Regions from separate parts of the Mus musculus genome. Here region 1 is linked to region 2. Evidence: chromatin loops called from intact Hi-C (ENCODE). Cell type or tissue: heart. All regions are shown on one strand. Links, peaks and the distances in the headings refer to the core of each region. The heading gives the core; the rest is flanking DNA.

Region 1 (4,869 bases), core at 1,249-3,748, 310 kb after region 2:
CCTCCTTCTAGCCTGCTTCCAGCCTTTCTCTCTTCCTTTTTCCTTTCTTTCTTTCACTTTCTCTTTGTCCAAGCTTGTTCTAACACAGGCTTGCTTTTTTTTTTCAGCATTACTCGAAGCTGTTCTTCATGATGTCACCCTGCTCAGCATAACCTTCCCGAATACCTTCCCAGACCTTCTTTGCAATCAAGGGCAACTACCAGCTCACTTAGGGCTCTGGCTTTAATTATTAGTTGCTCCCACTGCACCCAGCCTTTCCCCCTCACCCCCCCCCCTTGTCTCATAAGCATGTGGAGGAAGCTTGTTTGCCAGGGAGCCCAGAAATGGCCTCTGCTAACGGTGAGTGCAGCCCCTTCCGAGTCTGCCACGTTTTCTTGTCATCCTACTTTTCGCTCCCGGGCTCCGTTTCCTTTTTTTCTTTTTAGGTCTCATGTTCTTTGTGCTTTTCCTCTAATGATCATTTTACTCTTTATAATTAACCATCGATCTCTTTGTGTCAACCCCTTCAGAGTCCCCCCACTGTTTATCCCTGTCCTGCCTCATAGCAGACACAGGTGCAGTGGAAGGCAAAAGGAACCAGCCCGGCTAATATTTGGATTGGATTTACAGGTTCTACCCCAAGAAGAGCTGCTTTCAGTATATCCTGATGGAGATGTTCTCTGATGAACCCCGGGAGTGAGCCAGACAGAGGCAGCAGAACATGTGGGACGAAGATGACTACTGTCCCAAGGGTGGGACACACGACACAAACTGAATAGCTTTGAACAACAGAAACTGCCTCACAGTCCTGGCAGTTAGAACTCCAGAATCAAGGTGGAGGTGGAGCTGAGACACCTTATAACCAACAGAAGGAAATCGTCCATTGCTTCTTCCAGCCACTGCTGTTTTGACAACATTTGTTAGCATTCCCTAGCTTGCTATCCCAAAGGCCGATGGATGGTCACCTGCTTTTTTCTCTATATGTCGCCTGGCCATACTTGGATTAGAGTCGCTCTAATCCAGAATAACTTCACTTTAACATCTTCAACGGCACTACTTCCTACCAAGGCCGCATTCTGAAGTACTAGGATTTTTACTTATCTTTTTTTTTTTGAAGAGATGCAGTTCAGCTCACAACAAGGAATGTGTCCATTCTGAGGACAGCCCAACAGCTAAATTTGGCTGGAAAGGGATGAGTAGAAAATGTAAAAAACTTAGCAGAGAAACTAACTGGAAAATGAAACTATAGACTAAGACACTCAGTCTAACATGGCAAATGTCTCTGCGTCTCTCACTCCAATCTGGTACCTTATAAGGTTTCTGCCATCCGTGAAAAGTGAAGTGTTAGTTACTACTCCTATTGCTTTGGCCAAAATAACTTCAGGGAGGGGAGAGTCTTCTGGTTCACCGTTTCAGAAGATCATAACCGACCATGGCTGGCAAAGCAGAGGTCTATGGCCGTGGGGAGTATAGGCTGCCATGGGAGCACGAAGCAATGGCTTGTCCCCACGGCCACTAAGCAAGAAGTGGAGAGAGAGTATAGCCTAGAACTAGAATCAAGCAACCCCCTACAGACAGACACACATACAGCCTCATTCTTAATGACCTGCTTCCAAATGCCCACGCCCCACCTCACAAAGGTTTCACAACTTCCTAAAACCAGGGCTTCAAGCTTAGAGGGACCAAGTGTTCAAACACATGAAACCTATGGGGGATATTTTACATTTGAGCCACAGCTGTAAGATAGAAAACTACCACATAGATGAGCCTGTCGTGTGTTCTCACTCTCATGGATTGAGTACCATGTACAGGGAGGAGTCCCACACAGTGGGGATTCAGGGATGGATGTTACTGGCATGAGGACTGCCACTCGGAGAAGCGGCTCACAGGGCAGCTCTTCAGTCATGACCTTCCTTATCACCAAGGAAGAGTGTTTAGAAGGAATTCCAAAACAGAGAAACTACAGACAGACAAGTGGCAACCTTGCAAAAGCAAAACAGGAAGTCATTTTACAAATGGAAAGCAGATGGACATATGCCCAGGAGGGTGGCAAGCCCGTGCAAAGTCCTCGTGTGTCAAGGCCATGCCCTTTGTGGTGTCAGGTAACTAAATCCTCCAGTCTGCTAAGGCATACTTGTTACTCTTGTAACGACAACAGAAAATCCAGAATGGTACAACACACTGCCTAGTCCCCAGTCAGTACCTGAAGTTCAAGAGACACTGGGAAATTCACAGCTATGTCTCCCATGAATCACAGAGACCGGAACCAGGCCTGGGCAAGTGAAGTGACTTGGATGCCAGCCTTCGCCTCTAATCTGGGCCAGCACAGTTGTTGGGAAATTGTCGAATGTCTCATGTTTCCATGGAAAAGAGGTGTTGCTGATGTGTGACTCAGGGCAGTTGCAGTCACCAAAGTTAACATTTTCCATAAACTACAGAGGGTCTTGGAACTGGGCTGTGTTTGCAGAAATTATGCACTACTCCTAGAAAATATGGTATGGGATTGCTTTGGGAAGTAAGGTACCTCAGGGCTGGCTTGTTTGTCATTCAGCAAGTGACTGTCCTGTGAGGGGCTTTCCCTTGTGAAATATGATCTGCTTTTTGCACACAGTAGGGAAGGAGAACAAGAGAGTGAGACTGTCTGTGATTTCTTCTCATTCCACGAACACAGTAGGACTGCATTTTGTTCCCCTATTTTAAACTGGAATGACCACATCCACTTGGGCTCATGAGATATGTGCAGAAATGACCTGCACCACCCTGACCAGGGGACCGTGCCAGGGCACTATTTGTTCATTTCTCTCTGTTGCTGCTTTAGAGACTATGGAAACATGTCAAGATGGCTCCTGCCAGCACAGGCTGGTCTGCAAGTGATTAACGGGACAGCAGTGTGGGTGTGGGTGGGGGTGGGGGGAAATCAAAGACCTGTGAGGTGAAGTCACTGAAGTTCGTGGGGATTTTGTTAATGCCACAAACAGTCTGTTTTGTCCTGATTGGTATCAGTAGTGAATTCTTCACAACTTACTTATTCACGACCTAATATGTTCATAGACAGAGTTCTTAGAGAGCTGGGAGGTATAACCCTTAGAGGATTTATTCAGGTGCATACCTGCCAGGGAAGATCTATTAGGAAGCCAGAATAAGGCTCCAGATAAACTTTAAAGGTTTTAGTAGGAAGCTCCTGGAGTACATTTACATTAATGTTTAATTGTATCAGATCAGCGGTTCTCAATCTGTGAGTCACGATCCCCCATATCAGTAGCAAAGTTACAGTTATGAAGTAGCAATAGAATAATGTTATGGCTGGGGGTCAGCACAACATGGAGAATGCATTAAAGAGTCACAGCATTAGAAGGTTGAGAACTATTGTCCTAGGTTCTTTGGATAACTGTGAGGTAGGTCCGTATGATAACAGATACTCTTCTATTTCTACCCACAATTCCATAGTGTCAGCCTTGTTCTCTTCATTGGTGTGCTTTCCTACCTCTGAGATAAACACCATGACCAGAGGTGACTTGGGGAGACAGGGTTTATTTCAGCTTACAGTTTACAGTCAACTCAGGGAAGGAACTGAAGCAGAGGCCAAGGAGGAATGTTACTTACTGCTTCGGTCTCCACGACCTGCTCCACCTGCTTTCTATGAGTGGTGCCGCCCACAGTGGGCTTGACTCTCCCAGATCAATCATTAATCAAGAATGTATTCCACAGACGTTGCATACAGGTCAATCTGATGTGTTGGTAACTTCTCAGTTGAGGATCTCTCTTCCTAGATGACACGAGTTTATATCAAGTTAACAAAAAACCTAAACAGCATACCCTCCATTCACGATGAGCAACTTTTCGGCCATCCTCTGTGTTCTCCTCTGTCTTGTTTCTGCATAAAGCGATCATCTTGCACCGAAATACAAAATGAAACAGGCCTTTCAGTTCAACAGCAAAAATTCATGCCCACTTATTATCTAAAGAAGGTTCAAATCTAAGATTAATAATATGCACGTTGGTAAATGTATGACCCATGGAAGATAGATATATTACGTGAAAGTTAGATGACTATTTGAAAGGACAGAAAATGACACTTGTGTGTCTAGGATGAAGTATCGCAGCTACACCTCTTTTTGTTTTTAAATATTTTATATGACAATATGGTTCTTTGAGTCATTTTTTAAAAACTAATATTAAAAATTGGGGGTCTTACAGTAGAATTTCTTTTAAATCATGGCTGACGGGTCATGATACCTGCACCTTAGTTTCAAATGGTTCGTCAAAAGCTTCTATAAACGCAAAGCAAATGTGACAGGAACTGGACAGCTACTGAATTTCAGGGACAGATCCTTGACTGGTAATTCATTATTTGGCTATTTGAATAGATCTATAGTACATGACTGATAAGAAAATTATAACTGAAAAATCAGGAGGAAAACATGTGTATTAGAATCAATTGAAACAGCAGGAGATTGTGTATGTGAGAATGTGTGCCGTGTGTGTGTGTGTGTGTGTGTGTGTGTGTGTGTGTGTGTGTGTGAATATGTGACAGTACCAGCATTTGTATAGTTTACAGATTCTCATTTCAGAGTCATGTTTAATGCACTTAGATAACTTACTGTTTTCTTGATTTATTTGATGGCTACTGAAGAGAGGGTTTAATTTTTATTAATGGCCTACAAATATTCTTGGTTATTTAATATTTGAAGAGATTTTGTTTGTTTGTTTATCAATACTCTTCTATTTCTACCCACAATTCCATAGTGACTTCCATAAACTACCCCAGGAAACATCCAATTCTTTCACTCTTGGGGAATTTAGCTTTCCTTTTCCACAGCTTTATTCCTGTTTTATCCATGTTTAACCATGTTTTGAAGACATGGTTTCTCTGTGTTGCCTTGACTGTCC
Region 2 (4,869 bases), core at 1,301-3,800:
AAATAGTTTCCAGGGAAGAGCTCTTTGGCAGAAAACAATCTTTATACCAAGGGCCAATGACAGGAAGGAGTCAGGCCCTTAAGCCTGAAGTGAGAACTGTTAGAGCACAGAACAGCTGGGACCTCTGTCTGAGCAGAAACAAATGTGATGAGTTCAATGACAGCAGCCAGGTAGGGAGAGAAGCAGGAAGGGGTGTGCGGTGAAGCCAGGCAGGCAGGGAAGTCCCACCACGCCAAGCACTGTCAGCCCCGGGAAGAGGAGAGGAGAGGCTACTGTGGGGCTTTAAGTAGGACAATGATACCATTTAATTGGGTTCTAAAAAAATATTCCCTTGTGCAGCTAAGAAGCGAGACAGCTTAGACCAGATGGTAGAGAGAGGGGCTGGGGGCTGGCGAGGGCTGCCGGTGGGTAAGGGAGGGAAAGCAGGAGGAGGCAGATCGAGGTCTAAGCTGTGGGGACAGCACCACAGCTGCTGGGAAGGGGGTGTGGGGAAAGCAACCGTGGTGTTTTTATTGAGGGAACAGCTAGATACTTGAGAGAGATGTCCAGGAGGAACTGGCCAGACAGTCCTCACATTGTGGCAACCGTCCAGACCTGTCTGGGCCGTCAGGAGGCCGAGTGCTGTGTGCAGTCACAGGATACAGTCTGGAGCTGGGAAAGCCCTTACAAGTACCAGGTTTGCCTAGGCTTTGAACTTGGTCCAAGGAGGTTCCAGCAAGGTCTCAGGTGGCTAGGCCTCAGCTGGTGCAAGGAAGGGGATCAGTTTGCATCCTGGGAGCACCTTGAGGGCTGTGGCCCTCAGCTGTATCATTAGTAGCTGGGGCTCAAGGGTGGGGATATTACTCCGTGCCTCAATGAAGTCCGTCAGATAAAGAGAATTAGCAAAGGTGGGGCTGGAGTAGGTCAAGTGCATAGAAGTGGCATAGAAGCCTGAGGACCTGAGTTCAGATCCCCAGTGCCCACTTACAAGCCAGGCCACGCAGAGCAGCACGTCTGTAACCCCAGTTCCAGGAGGCAGAGACAATGTGGGTTGGGGGTTCAAACACACGGTGTGAGGCAACTAAGTAAGATTCCCCCAATGTTAACATCTGGCCTGTATATATACTTAGATACGTACAGCCATGTGTCCCCAGACACACGTGTACCCGGTTTTCCCTATGAGCACACATGTACAACACACACACACACACACACACACACACACACACACACACACACACACACACAGAATTAGGGAGGGTGGTTTAGGGCACCAGGATGTGGTCTAGGGCCTTCTGGGTCTGGAAGAGGAAGTTAAGAGACACTATGCTCCAGGTGGTATGTCCCCATCCAGCATGCCTTATGTCGTCAGGGCTTGCTCCTGCCACTCACCCAGTGGGCACATGGCCCCCAGAGCTGGATCCTGTCCTCTGTGAACCTCCTCCCCACTCCTGGCTGCGCTCAGGCTCCTCTGAGGTAAGGGCGAGGGTGATGGCTGTAGAGTTGACAGTGGCGATATCCACTGACTGGAGAGAGTCCTGGAGTGTTCCTGCAACAGCCACAGAGCCGCCCCTGCTACATGACTGTCCCCACAGGTCACACGGGGGAAAGGCCCATTTCCCAGCCTGACCTGAGGAGCAGGAGATGCCGGGGAGAGGTGGGAGCCGTAGGAGCAGAAGCAGTAGAAGCCCAGGAAGCAGTCAGTGAAGGAGGCGGGGCTCATCCTTGAGCATCTGCTAAACTGGAAACTTTGAGGATAAGAGTGGGGGTGCTATGGAGGACTGTGGACTACTGTTACCCCATCACCCAGCTGGGCACCTAATAAGTATTTGTTAAGTGTTAGTTACTTGTGGTAGGTCATGCCCATTCCGTGTCAAGGGACACAGTCGAGAACTGGGGAAACAATCTAAAATTGCCACAGCTTTTACTATAGCTTCCATCTTGGGTCCATTGTATGCACTTGGTGATATGAAGGGTGACTGAACCCTTCATAGACTTGCCCTGTGGTTCCCACGAGACAGGCTGTATCTTAACCCTCCCCGTCTAGATAAGAAAACATGAGGATAGAGAGAGGAAGCGGTTACCCAGGGGCCCTGTCACTAATAAGAGAATCCTCACTAAGTTCTCAAGGAAGTGCAGACTCAGGGTTCCCAGAAAGGTCACTGCATCTCAGAAGGTCTGCAGGACGTGGCTAGGTTCACACCAGCCTGGAGCCCACACAGGAGAGGGAGGCACAGCTGAGCTCGGTGTGGAGGGCGGGAGATGGGTGGAGGCAGAACAACTAGGGGGGAGAGGCTTTGCCTCAGCAACTTCACTGCTGTCCGCTGGGATCACAGCAGTGCGGATCAGAGCGGGCACAGAATCTGCCCACGGCGAGACTCCTCCTCCCTAGGGCAAGGAGCTTTGGCAGCCTTGCCCATTAGAATCTACTAGCAGGTCGGACAACCAGGGCCACGGAGGGATCAGAGCGGCAGCTTGCTGTAGTGCTCCCCCTGCTGGTCACTGCACCCCACAGACACGTGTGACCACAGAGAACCTTAAGGGCAGGGAGCCTGCTTGAGTAATTTCCCACAGTGCGCAGGACAGGTCTGAGCTTGTACAGGGTGCATGACCAACAGTGAACAAGGCAGTGCAAAGCACAGAAGAGAGAAGGTGGAAGAGGCAGGTGACTGTCGGTAGTCACTCTTCTAAACAACAGTAGATTACTCATAGTTTACAAGAGTCAAATGCCCACAAAGCCTGGCCCCAGCAGCTGTGGACTGAAGCTTCCCCTACACACCCCAGAGTTCCCATCTGGCTCCATCCCCACCGAGGTCCAAGCCCCTGCTCCCCATCCCCCAAGCACAGAACACTGGCTAACTTGCTCCATGCTCTTGCTAAGTCCTGCACCCAGCTGGTGCTCCCCTACATCCTGCAGGCCTGCTGCTGCTCTGAGGGATCCACAAGGTGCTGGGGGCTGGGGGGAGGGGGAGTTATGGGCCTTATCCTAAGGTGATTAGGATGGAGAGCAAATGACAGCAGTCCTTACCATCTCCATTGCTCTCCAGAGGCAGCACAGGCTCCTGACAGCACTGGTCCTTTTCAGATCTATTCCTGTGGACAGCCACTCCTGAGGGCCCCTGCAGCCCTAGAGGGATGCTGCTGCTGGAGTTGTTGTTGAACAGGTCCAGCAGTGGATGCTTGACTTGGGGGCTACAGGGTTGGGGTTGGGGTCGCGTGAGAACCACAGTTCTTGGAGGGGACACAGGCAGGGGGCTATCCATATGCTCTGCCTGGTGTTCCTGCCAGTGATGCCCCTTCTGGACTGACTTCCTCGGAGGCATAGGGCAGAGGGATTTCCTCAAAGAAGGAGGGGTTGGCACTTCCTCGGGGAGGGTCAATGTTGACTGTGAGGCTGGGAGGGGTGCAGAGGGCTCTTCATGGCTCCGTTGGAGGGGAGAAGTGCAGAGAGTTTTCAGAGACTCATGGCTTTCAGGAACTTGGTCTGGTGGTTGGCCTGATCCTGAGGACCCACGTGTCTTGGAAAACGGCACAGCATAAGCTGTCCTGCATGGAGATCTGCAGTCCTCGGGGTGGGCACAGTGACTTCCTGACCGAGGTCCAAGCTGCCCCTGGGACCAAGGTCTCTTAGGTTCCAAGGCAGGTTTAGGCACAGCATCTTCCTCTGGAAACAGAGTCCCCTGAGGTATGTGTCCACTGGCTTCTCTCCCCTCCCCTCCTACAACCCCATCATCAAGCTGGGGCAGGTGAGACCAGGCCTGAAGGCCGCAGGGCAGCTCCGCCTCAGCCTTTCTGGACCACCTGGGACCTCCCTGGGGCCTAGACCCATGCCACCGCTGCTGGGGGCTGCTCACTCGGATCTGCTCACCTGCCCTGCTAGACTGAGAGGTCCTGGCATCAGTACCATCTTTCCAGCTGTCTGAACTGTGGGTGCTGTCCAGGGCAGAGTCCTCCTCTTCCTCAGGGTGTGTGGCAACAGTGTCTGTGATGTGTGTTTCCCGGATCCATTCTGTGTGGAGCCCTGGGAATGGGGAGCTCAGACCATGGGAATTACAGGGCCCCAGCAGTACTGCCTCTGCCTCACAGGCAGCCTGGAGACTCCGGAGGACTCTCAGGTCAGAGGCTGCCCTCTCCTCAGCAGGGCAACGCTCCTCCAGACAGCTGCCACAGGCTGGACACTTCCTCTCATTGTCCCAAGGAGGTGGTGGTACAGGGAAGTTACTCTGGTCCAGGCAGCCCACGGCCCTATGAAATGAGCTATTCCCTACAATGCGGTTAATGTAGTTGGTTAGGTCGGGTTTGGAGCGTAGAGGTCCTTGGTCCACAGCATGGAGCACTGTGCTTAACACTTGACGCTGGCGCTGCTGAAGCCGGTCCAGGTACCGGAATTCAGCCTCGTGGGCAGACTCATCTTCAAAACGGACATGAGACAGGGGCATTTCTTGCTTGGGCCACTGCCCATTGCTGGACTCTATGCTGGAGGGGTCATTCAAGTTCCCATTCTGGAGGTTCTCTCTGTAGGCAGAGGTGGTCCTCAATTCCGGGGCTGGGCTTCTCTGGCCATTTCTAGTGAAGAGACAGGAGAAAAGTCACATGCAGGGAGGTGGAGAGGATAACCAGTGTGCCCTGGATGTGCTCTGGCCCAGGCCTCACCACTCTGGGGCACATTCTCCCATGGTGCCTGACGGTACCAACAATCCACAAGGTTACCCCCAGTCAGGCTCCCGGGAAGACACGTGACAAGCCCCAAGCCCTGCAGGATGAGCACATCTCAAAACATCTGAGTACACAGCTGCTCAACAAAACTGATACATCCTTCTTTATTTTTAACTCACTCTCTACTGCTGGGCTCAGCATGAGTTAACAAGAAAAGCTACTAAGCCAGGGACT

What was found. Hi-C counts contacts between places; a loop is a spot of excess contacts. Peaks named below come from ENCODE experiments on the same cell type or tissue, not always from the same donor. Only the 100,000 strongest peaks of a DNase experiment are listed, where the experiment ranks them.
Region 1: a loop joins it to region 2, with 2.7 times the contacts of the local background. A loop is called at or near these places in 4 of 42 quality-filtered maps.

What each region holds. Positions count from the first base shown.
Region 1 is chr1:155,530,988-155,535,856 of GRCm38, forward strand. No RefSeq gene overlaps it. Among named protein-coding and RNA genes, the nearest start is that of Gm5532, 6.3 kb to the left of the region's middle. In heart, for the core only: no CTCF peak of the experiment used is centred there; a DNase peak (open chromatin) is centred at 2,304; H3K27ac peaks cover 413 bases.
Region 2 is chr1:155,221,904-155,226,772 of GRCm38, forward strand. BC034090 (cDNA sequence BC034090) reads right to left here. Exons shown (of 10, transcript NM_001370865.1): 5 at 3,008-4,545; 6 at 1,372-1,528. Among named protein-coding and RNA genes, the nearest start is that of Gm31102, 19 kb to the right of the region's middle. In heart, for the core only: a CTCF peak has its summit at 2,487 (motif pointing left); a DNase peak (open chromatin) is centred at 2,378; H3K4me3 peaks cover 531 bases; H3K27ac peaks cover 1,647 bases.